2 separate regions of the Homo sapiens genome follow, and region 2 is linked to region 1. A link is an interaction called in ENCODE POLR2A ChIA-PET data of the cell type or tissue named here. Cell type or tissue: PC-9. All regions are shown on one strand.

Region 1 (5,000 bases):
GTCACAATAGCAAAGACTTGGAACCAACCCAAATGCCCATCAATGATAGACTGGATAAAGAAAATGTGGCACATATATACCATGAAATACTACGCAGCCATAAAAAAGGATGAGTTCGTGTCCTTTGCAGGGATGAAGCTGGAAGCCATCGTTATCAGCAAACTAACACAGGAACAGAAAACAAAACACTGCACGTTCTCATTCATAAGTGGGAGTTGAACAATGGAACACATGGACACAGGGAGGGGAACATCACACACCAGGGCCTATCAGGGGTGGGGGGCAAGGGGTGGCAGAGCATCAGGAGAAATACCTAATGCATGTGGGGCTTAAAACCTAGATGACAGGTTGATAGGTGCAGCAAACCACCATGGCACATGTATGCCGTGCTTCCTACATAACAAACCTGCACATTCTGCACATGTATCCCAGAACCTAAAGTAAAAATTAAAAAAAAGAAATTATTGCGTTCCAAAGACTGGGACACAGAGAAGCATGCAACTTCTCAACAGTCATGCAGGAGGCTGGAAGACCAGTTTCTAAGTGAAAGTAATTTCAACACAGGACTTTACATTCAGCCAAACTATTAATCAAGTATAAAAGTATAACAGGCTGGGCATGGTGCCTCATGTTGGAATCCCAGCGCTTTGGAAGGCCAAAGCAGGAGGATAACTTAAGGCCAGGAGTTTGAGATCAGCCTGGGCAACCTAGCAAGACCCCATCTCAATGAAAAAAAACTTTAATTAGCTGGATGTGGTGGTGTAAGCCTACAGTCCCAGCTACTTAGGAAGCTGAGGTAGGAGGATGGCTTGAGCTCAGGAGATCGAGGCTGCAGTGAGCTATGATCACACTAATGCACTCCAGCCTGGATGACAGAGCGAGGTCCCATCTCATTAAAAAAGAAAAAAAAAAGTAAAACAGATTTTCAAACATGCAAGATCTCAAAGATTTTGCCTTCCATGGACCCTTTCTTTGGAAGACACTGGAGGATGCACGTCTTGAAAGTGAGGGAGTAAATGGAGAGAGAAAGCCACAGATTTCAGGAAATGGGCGATTCAACAGGGTTCCCCAGATGATGGCGAAGGGAGGACTCAGATGAGTAGCGGGGCCCAGAGAACAACTCCCAACTAGGGAAAAAGGAGACAACTACCTGATGTGTTTGAACATCTTCAGAAAACATCTCCAGTTTAGCCAGAATGGGAGGATAAATAAATAACAGAAAACTAAGCAAATGACAAAATCAGATACTATGCACCTAATTCCAAGGAAAACAAAACATCTTTGAGGAAAATGAAAATGTGATTCCAGTACACTACACAGCTCCACCGTGGGTATTTGCACAGTGAGGCCTGGAGGCAGCTGTGCTTTGGGGAAGGGGGAGTGTGTGGGTATCTATTTGGTCAGAAGAGAACTGGTATGAAAAACTTACTCCCTGTCCTCTATAATTGAAAGTCAATAGATAATAACTAAAATTTAAAAATCAAGAAAAAGGTGAGATAAGTAATCTTTTTAAGAAATATGGTAATCATCAAAAACACTAAAAGGATTTTAAAAAAAACTTAATTTAAAAAAGGATTAAAAAGTTACCGATAGAAAGCAGAAACCAGGCAGGGAGGGCCATGGGCCCAGCGGGGCTGCTGCTTCTCATGAGAAACTTATTGCTGCTGGGCTATGAATATGTACTCCTTTGACAAAAATCAAAAACTACTAGGGCACCAGAGGAGCCTAACTTTCCTCCTCACAGTCTTAGCCTAATAAACATTCAGTGGGTTTTTACTGACTTCTACCCACTAGCCACGGGGCCAGCCAGGACTGAGTAGGAAGCATGGCATGATTGGGAGTGCCGAAGTTCAGGTCTCTCATCTAAAGGCACCACCTGCCTCCTGCAGCTGATACCTGAAGCCACCCAATAAGCCCTGTCGTCATCCTCACCCCTAACTGAACTCCAAATACAGGGCCTGGCTCATAGCGAGTGCCCGGTAAACATGACGTCACCCCAAGACCTAGGCACTATTGTTTATCTTTTTCCGGGCGAGGCTGATGCTCAGAGAGGTCAAGAAATGTGGCCTGCCGTCTAGGCTTACTGAGTTTGCAGGTTTCAACCTAGGTGCTCAGTGTATCTCTCAGAGCCATGTTAAACTTCAGAGCTAGTCCCTGCCTCTCCCTGAGGCTTCCACACCCTCACCCCCAAACCTCAGAGCCACCTGCTCGCCTGACACCCTCAGCATCCCAGGTGCCCTCAACAATTCACGCACATTTGGGAGAAATTGAGGGCATGTCCCACTGGAGCCTCCCCATCGTGACAGGAAAGGGGCAGGACAGGCATCATCACACCTCATGTGACAGAGGAGGAAACTGAGGCCAGAGAGAAGGAGGGGCCTGCCTGAATCATGTAACAGGAACCCAGGTGGCCTGACTCACCTTCTGGCACCCCTTCAGTGATCCTCCAAGTAGGCCCCTCCTTGTCCTATTCTAAGCTCTGGGCTTGGCCTATTTTCAAGGAAGAACCGCCCACAAGTCCCCAAAGTCCAGCTCTGTGTTTACTCTTCAGTGAAAATGGTGGCAAATGTATGCAAAACAGATGCTGTGACACATGGTTTGTTGTCAAGAGCAGAGGTCAGAGGGCAGGAGGACTTGTTTGTAGGGGACAGATTGAGGTCTGATAGCCAAGACATTCAGGGTGGGGAGTCTGCTGGGACCCACAAGCTTTAAGGGAAACATCTGACTTCCCAGAGGGGTACAGAGCTGTTCCTGGAGACCAAGGTGGAGCCAGGGATCAGCAGGTGGGGAGGGCACAGAGGACAGCCAGCATCCCCACGCCAAGTACTGTGTCATGTCTCTGCCCCATACCCCCACAGCAGGCAGCCCAGCTGGGCACAAGGAAGTACCCTACCCCCACCCTTGTTAGAGTCACTGATGCTGGAACCATTCCGCCTGAGCGTCTTCCCCAATGCTGAAGACACGTCATACCCAGGGCTGGACCCAGAGTGGATGCTGGCAGATGCCTGCTGAATGAATCTGCAAATCCACAAAGCCAGGCACTGCTTCATGTGGCAGCAAGCCGGCTCTGCCCATATTATAGGAGGCACCAGCTTCCTTCTCAAAACAAGGAAGTGGTTCCGTGGATATCGTGAATCCTCTTTCATCCTCTGAAAGGCATGAATCACAAGTTCTCAGACCCAGCAAAGTTGTGTAAAGGATTCCCACCAAAGCCCATGCACTTCTCTCTTTCTTGATCAGTTGTCCTCCAAGTGCGATCCCTGGAACACAGAGTCACCTGGGACTTGTTAGAAATGCAAATTTTCAGGACCCACCCGAGACCTAATGAAGCAGAAACTCCAAGGGTGGGTGGGGGCCAGTGATCTTCTTTAACAGGCCCTGCAGGTGGTTCTAAGGCATGCTAGTTTGAAAACCACTGCTCTGAATAAAATCAACCAAAATAATACCCCTTGTGCAAAGCAGGGTTCTTGCTCCAAACAAGTGAAAAATAGCTGATATCCCAGATCACTCATCATTAGCATCAAATCAAATTCCTCCAAAATCAGTTATTCAGCATCTGTTCTACATATATCTGTGTAAACCTACAGAAAAATGTGAGTGCATATAAGATACGACAAAGGGAGGGAAAATAAATGAGTTCACAACTTGTTACAGTTAGGCATGTATGTTTATGTTTGTGTATTTTTCCTACCTATTCACTGAGATCTCAAACTTCCTGAGCGTAGGACTCAGCTTTCCTTGGAACATCGGCCCAGTCCTAGGGACTTTGCAGAGAGGGTGGCTCAGTCCACTCTAGGGGACCCAGCAGAGTTCAAATCCAGCCCCTGACCCCAGGGGCTCACACCAAGTCTTGTCTGAAAACTCCTCCAGAGGATGTACGACTCTTCCCTCCTCAACATTTCTTGCTACACTCCTTTGCCCTCTTCCCACTCAATGAGTCATATCACATACCCTGTTATTGTGAAATCCCAGAGCATATTTCTCCTGTTCCACTTTCCATCCACAGCCTCTGATTGGGCCTGTGCACCTGGCTCCTCCCACCTCTCTTCCCTGACCGACCTCTCCCCATCAGCTTCAAGAAGCTCGTCATTCAGGGTGCTTCACTGTCCTAGGGTCCCGCATTGTATGTCCTTGTTCCCATTTCACACTCTAATCCATTACAAGCCCATGGGAAGTTGAGGAAGAGTTGGCCCCCTGCCTGTGTTTTCCAAGTGGGTCCCCCCAGGAGCATGCCACAGGCAATCCCAGCTGGAGACCTGCGCCTGCACCATGGACCCCTCTGAAAGCCTCATGAAAGCATTCCAGGATGTAATAAACCCGTCAGGCCCTGGCTAATTTATATCGAAGCAGATGATTTCCCATTTTTTAGAATGTAAATGTTTAGATTGCAGCATTCCCCTGCCTCGGCATCTGAGGTCCTGGCACGTAAGTGATGAAATCGGCCACTTTTCCAGATGGATCCTTAGATGGAAGAGCCACCATGCCAGCATCCACCCACGGGAAGGATCCAGCTCTCAACAGGCACATGTACAAACCCCACACCAAAGTCAGTATACCAGCATTTGCTTAATGTCAAGAAGTCTCATCTGGCTTTCGCAGAGGATGGGAGGAGAAATAGAGCTTTCAAAGGCAGGGCTTCAGAGCAGAGACAGCAACTGAGATTAGCTAGGTATTCCAAGATCTCTTTCCTTTTATGCTTCTTTGCAAAAAGTTCCTCATTTACTCTGGCCTCAGATACATGTTATTAGATCTCTGTGTTGTATAAACAGGCAAGAGGAGTAGATTAGTGGAAATAAATATAACACAACCCAAGAAAACAGTTCAGCTTGGCCAGTCGAGCCCTGCACATCCCACTGTTCACTCTGTCCTGGGCTGTGTGCATTGACCCATGAGACCCTGCCACCAAACACCATGGGTGGCCCATCCATGAGGCAGCCTCCACCAAGGGAGCTCCTAGCCCAGGGAACCACAGATGTCTTCTTGGGTTCCAGGCACAGGAA
Region 2 (5,000 bases), 230 kb after region 1:
TTCTCCTCATCTATCTGTTGCATGCGCTTTTACAAATACACGCCAGGTCTAGACCTACTGTACGACACAATCAGCAGCAACAAAGCTCCAAATGATAACATTTCAGGCTCTTATTTCCCTACCCTGGTGGACGCCAACACTGACATTCTAGCCACCTCCTGGGAGCATCAGCGTGGTCCTGCTCAGGAAGAACTCCAAAGGGAACACCAACATGAACACTACACAGATATTTTTACTAGCTTCTCACACTTTAGGTAAAGTTTGCTAAAATATGAGTGTCTCTATTCTATTCCAATGAAAACTATGAACACTTTCTCAGGTTTCTAGTCTGCTGTGGTTACAAAGCCAATCATGAGCACATGTTAAATGCAACAGTGTGTGTGACAGCCATACGAGTTTTCACTTTACCTGGTGCCAGACACACAAACACTAGCTTATACTTTCAAATCAAAACGACATTTTTTAATTTTTATTTTATTTTATTTTTTGAGATGGAGTACTCTGTCGCCCAGGCTGGAGTGCAGTGCCGTGATCTCTGCTCACTGCAACCTCCGCCTCCCGGGTTCAAGCCATTCTCCTGCCTCAGCCTCCCAAGTAGCTGGTATTACAGGCACCTTCTACCACGCCCAGCTGATTTTTGTATTTTTAGTAGAGAAGGGGTTTCGCCATTTTGGCCAGGCTGGTGTCGAACTCCTGACCTCTGGTGACCCGCCTGCTTCGGCCTCCCAAAGTGCTGGGATTACAGGTGTGAGCCACCATGCCCAGCACAAAATGACATTTTCTAACCTATATGATGCCCAGGCCACAGGCATCCTCTTTGGGAGTGCTTCCCTATCCTCCACAGGTAGAATATCCTCTTTAAAGAGTGCACAGATGCATTACTCACTCATAACTTTGATGTGCACAACAAAGAACAATCAAACCCAAACTAATTCATTCACAATGAGAGCTATCGAGACTTCCACCAATATTCTGTGGAGGATTGTTAAGACTTTCATCAGCAGTTGTCTTTCTTCTGGTATCATCAAGCCTTTGACTTCACTAAGTGTTTCAAAATGTTCACCATAAGCCTATTATCAAATTCCTCAATAAAACATTTTTATAAAGTAAGGCAGCAAAAGTAACTTTGAACTGCTCTACACAGGAGTCTCTGTGGACACAGGAAAAGAAACATTTTACGAACCCCAAAGTCACATATGGTGCTACTGCTGCTAGGATGTGCAGAGCACCACCAACCCAGCCTGGGCACCCAGAGAACTCCTCCTCCCTCCCGCTGCAGCTCCAGAAAGCTTCAGTGGCAGCAGCACAGCAACCAAAAGGTGAGGGTGATGAACAAGATACAAAACCAATAAAGCTTGGACTTTGCCCTGAATATCAACCAGCTCATATGATTCCATCCAATATGACTGAATGCCCTGCTGGGCAGGCCCACCGAAGAAAGCACAGACAGGGCCCAGGAGCTCCTCCGCAGAGAACCACCGCTGATTCTCACAAAGCTTGGTCCCTTCCTCCTGAATCACCATTGGAAACTCCTCATGTCCTACACACAAAATTTATCATTCACCCAAGCGCCCAGCCACTGCCGCTTACCTGTTCCTGATCCTGAGCTTATTTCCATGCTGAACAAGGGTAGCCCCAGGTATTCAGAAGTGAAAGAACAGGGACAGCCTTCTGGGGGGCAGAAAGGGGTGTTGCCGCCTGGCCCGGCTGGGCTCCTGCCCTGGAGGGCTCCACCTGCTGGCACCTGTAGTAGCTATTTCCTAGGTTCCAAAGCCTCACCTTCTGCACCTACTTTTAAACTTAAAATCTCCTCGGATTTTGTAAGCTTCCAGTTCATCCCATACATGTCAATGCATAACAAAATCTGTCTTTATGGGACTCTCACACCCACATTTCTACCTGACATTTTGTTCTTTCAACACAGACATCCTGCAGTTACCAAACACCTAAGTTTATATGTCACTTGCAGACCTCTCCCACCTTCTGTCTACAGGAACAACAAAAAAGCAAAGTTCCTTTACAAATGCCAATCCCACCCTGTCTGGGTCCAAGCACTCCTAGTGTGGAAACTCCCTGCCTCGAGTCCCACCACTGCCATGCTCTGTCTGCTCACAGAGTCACTGTCTGTCACCAACATACTGTCCATTGACGCACTGCAGAGCCCATGTACCACCACCAAGGGTGGAAACAGGAGGCTAACAGCAACTGACACCTATGGCTACTTCATCCACCTATGCTAGGAGAATCCCTTGAAAACTCCGTACTTATAATCTCCAAGTATTTGTATCCATCTGAGCTATCCAATGAATTTGGATTATTTGGAACTAACCATACCTTAGAATAAAACTCTGAGAGAAAAGAAGTTCAAATGTGTTTTGGGGGCTATTTATTCTTATAGTAAACCTGGAATAACTCAAAGCTTCAAGAAATAGGTTTTTCATCCACGGTCACTGAAATATTTCCAAAATAGTTCATTTTTCATAGCAGCAAAAGAAATGAAGACTAAAGCAAACTTGTGATACCACTGTACACAAACTACATTAGCAAATCATTTAACTGTGACACCCAACCAAGTAAAATCATACTCCTGAAAATTGTATTAAAAATAAAAAGACTAAAGAACTGAAAAATGCTCATAACCTATTGAGCAATACAAACAAAATGAATTTTTTAACCCTATATTCAGCAAAGATTTTTTTTTTGAGATAGTCTCACACTTTCGCTCAGCCTGGAGTGTGGTAGTGCAATCACAGCTCACTGCAGCCTCTACCTCCTGGGTTCAAATGATTCTCCAACCCTAGCCTCCCTCCCATGTAACTGAGACCACAGGTGCATGCCACCACTCTTGGCTAATTTTTATTTTTGTAGAGATGGAGTCTCCTTGTGTTGCCCAGGCTAGCCTCAAACTCCTTGGCTCAAGCAACCCACTCAACTCGGCCTCCCAGAGTTCTGGGATTACAGGCGTGAGCCATCGTGCCTGGCCCCCAAATTTTTTTCCAATATGACACCACCAAGTGTGGGTCACACTCTTTCAGGGAGAGGGTGTCTTTAGTTCTGACTGTGGCTTTGTCCAGTCTGTAGAGCTCAGGCCAGGAGAGGTGCTGCCATTGCTATGAGTATATGGAGCACAACAGGCCTCCCTTAAACCCCACTGAGGGCAGGGTTGCAGCAAGGGAGATATGTTCTCACCATGGTGTGCATATGCTCATGGAAATGGCTGCTCACAATAAAAAATTAGAGGCCTGGTGCAGCGGCTCATGCCTATAACCCCAATACTTTGAGAGGCTGAGGCAGGAGGATCACTTGAGCCCAGGAGTTCAAGACCAGCCTGGGCAACATGGAGAAACCCCCTTTCTGCAAAAAAAAATTCAAAAATTAGCCAGGCATGGTGGCACACACCTGTAGTACCAGCTACTCAGGAGGCTGAGGTGGGATGATCGCCTGAGCCCAGGGAGTTCAAGGCTGCAGTGAGTCATGACCACACCACTGCACTCCAGCCTGGGCAACAGAATTAGACCCTGTCTCAAAAAAAAAAAAAAAAAAAAAAAAAAAATTAGAGGCCCATCAGGCTTTAATAGACATCCCCATACATCCTATTTGCATACATGCAGAACAATATTTAGAAGATAAATTTCTAGGTTAGGACAATGGATATGTCCTTTTTTTTCTTTTTTTGAGACACAGTCTCGCTTTGTCACCCAGGCTGGAGTGAAATGGTGTGATCTCGGCTCACTGCAACCTCCGCCTCCCAGGTTCAAGCGATTCTCCTCCCTCAGCCTCCTGAGTAGCTGGGATTACAGGCGCACGCCACCACGCCTGGTTAATTTTTGTATTTTTGGTAGAGACAGGGTTTCACCAGGTTGGTCAGGCTGGTCTCGAACTCCTGACTTCGTGATCCACCTACCTCAGCTTCCCAAAGTGCTGGGATTACAGATGTGAGCCACCGCGCCCGGCTCTGGTATGTGAGTTTTAAAAGTTGATAGGCATTGCTCAATTTCCCTTCAAAAAGATGATGTCAACTGGGTGCAGTGGCTCATGCCTGTAATCCCAACACTTTGGTAGGCCGAGGCGGGCAGATCACCTGAGGTCAGGAATTCAAGACCAGCCTGGCCAACATGGCAAAACCCCATCTCTACTATAAATACAAAAAATTAGCTGGGCATGATGGCGGGCGCCTGTAATCCCAGCTACTCTGGAGGCTGAGGCAGAAGAATCACTTGAATCTGGGAGGTGGAGGTTGCAGTGAGCCAAGATCGCACCATTGTACTCCAGACTGGGTGACAAGAGTGAAACTCCATCTGAAAAAAAAAAAAATAGATGATGTCAAATGACACTCTCAGCTCATCACTATCACCTCCCCATCACAACTGTACTTCCCTACCCTGCCGAGACTCCAAGGGCCAGCGTTTCTGTCCCTCCCTTTTTTCCCTTGTCCCTCTGTTCCTCCATTGCATTCATTTAGCAAAAGTTCAGTCCTTGTTAAGCCCAACTCTGCATCTACTCCAGCTTGTGCACAGCAGCGGAACACAGCAGGAAAAAAAACATACAAAATGTTCACTTTAAATGTTTGACCCCAAATCTGTAGTGACACTGAGAACTGCTTAGCAACCAGCCACGTTTCTCAAGTTTTTTCACTATCTTAGTCTCCAAAATGACTATTCCACTCCTTCTCTTATCTCCCCAGGTCTCCAACACTCTTCCCTTCCACCCCTACTTGCTCTCAATTGATGATCTCACTAAAAAACAAAAGCAATCAGGAGAGAATGGCCCTCTTTTTCCCAGGATGAATGTAACGGCCTATTGGCATCTAAACCACAATGGACATATCATCGCTGTGCCTCCACTGCCCATCTGATCCTGTCCTCTCCTGCCTAACTGGACCATGCTCTCACAGTGATCCCCTCTGACAACTCACAAACTGCTGTCTCAGCCTGAACTCCAGCCTCTTACACCCACCTCCTAACCCAATAACTCCATTTGGATGACTAATAAGTACCTCA

Evidence for each region. Peaks named below come from ENCODE experiments on the same cell type or tissue, not always from the same donor. Only the 100,000 strongest peaks of a DNase experiment are listed, where the experiment ranks them.
Region 2: POLR2A ChIA-PET joins it to region 1 with 13 read pairs; 4 of 35 experiments call an interaction of 5 or more read pairs at or near these places.

The regions. Positions count from the first base shown.
Region 1 is chr5:135,139,002-135,144,001 of GRCh38, reverse strand. All of the region lies in intron 2 of PITX1-AS1 (PITX1 antisense RNA 1), which reads right to left. Among named protein-coding and RNA genes, the nearest start is that of EPIST, 100 kb to the right of the region's middle. In PC-9, no CTCF peak of the experiment used is centred here; DNase peaks (open chromatin) are centred at 1,951, 2,511, 3,051 and 3,981; H3K4me3 peaks cover 789 bases; H3K27ac peaks cover 4,453 bases.
Region 2 is chr5:134,913,990-134,918,989 of GRCh38, reverse strand. All of the region lies in intron 2 of PCBD2 (pterin-4 alpha-carbinolamine dehydratase 2), which reads right to left. Among named protein-coding and RNA genes, the nearest start is that of PCBD2, 11 kb to the right of the region's middle. In PC-9, CTCF peaks have their summits at 1,489 and 1,696 (motif pointing left); no DNase peak of the experiment used is centred here.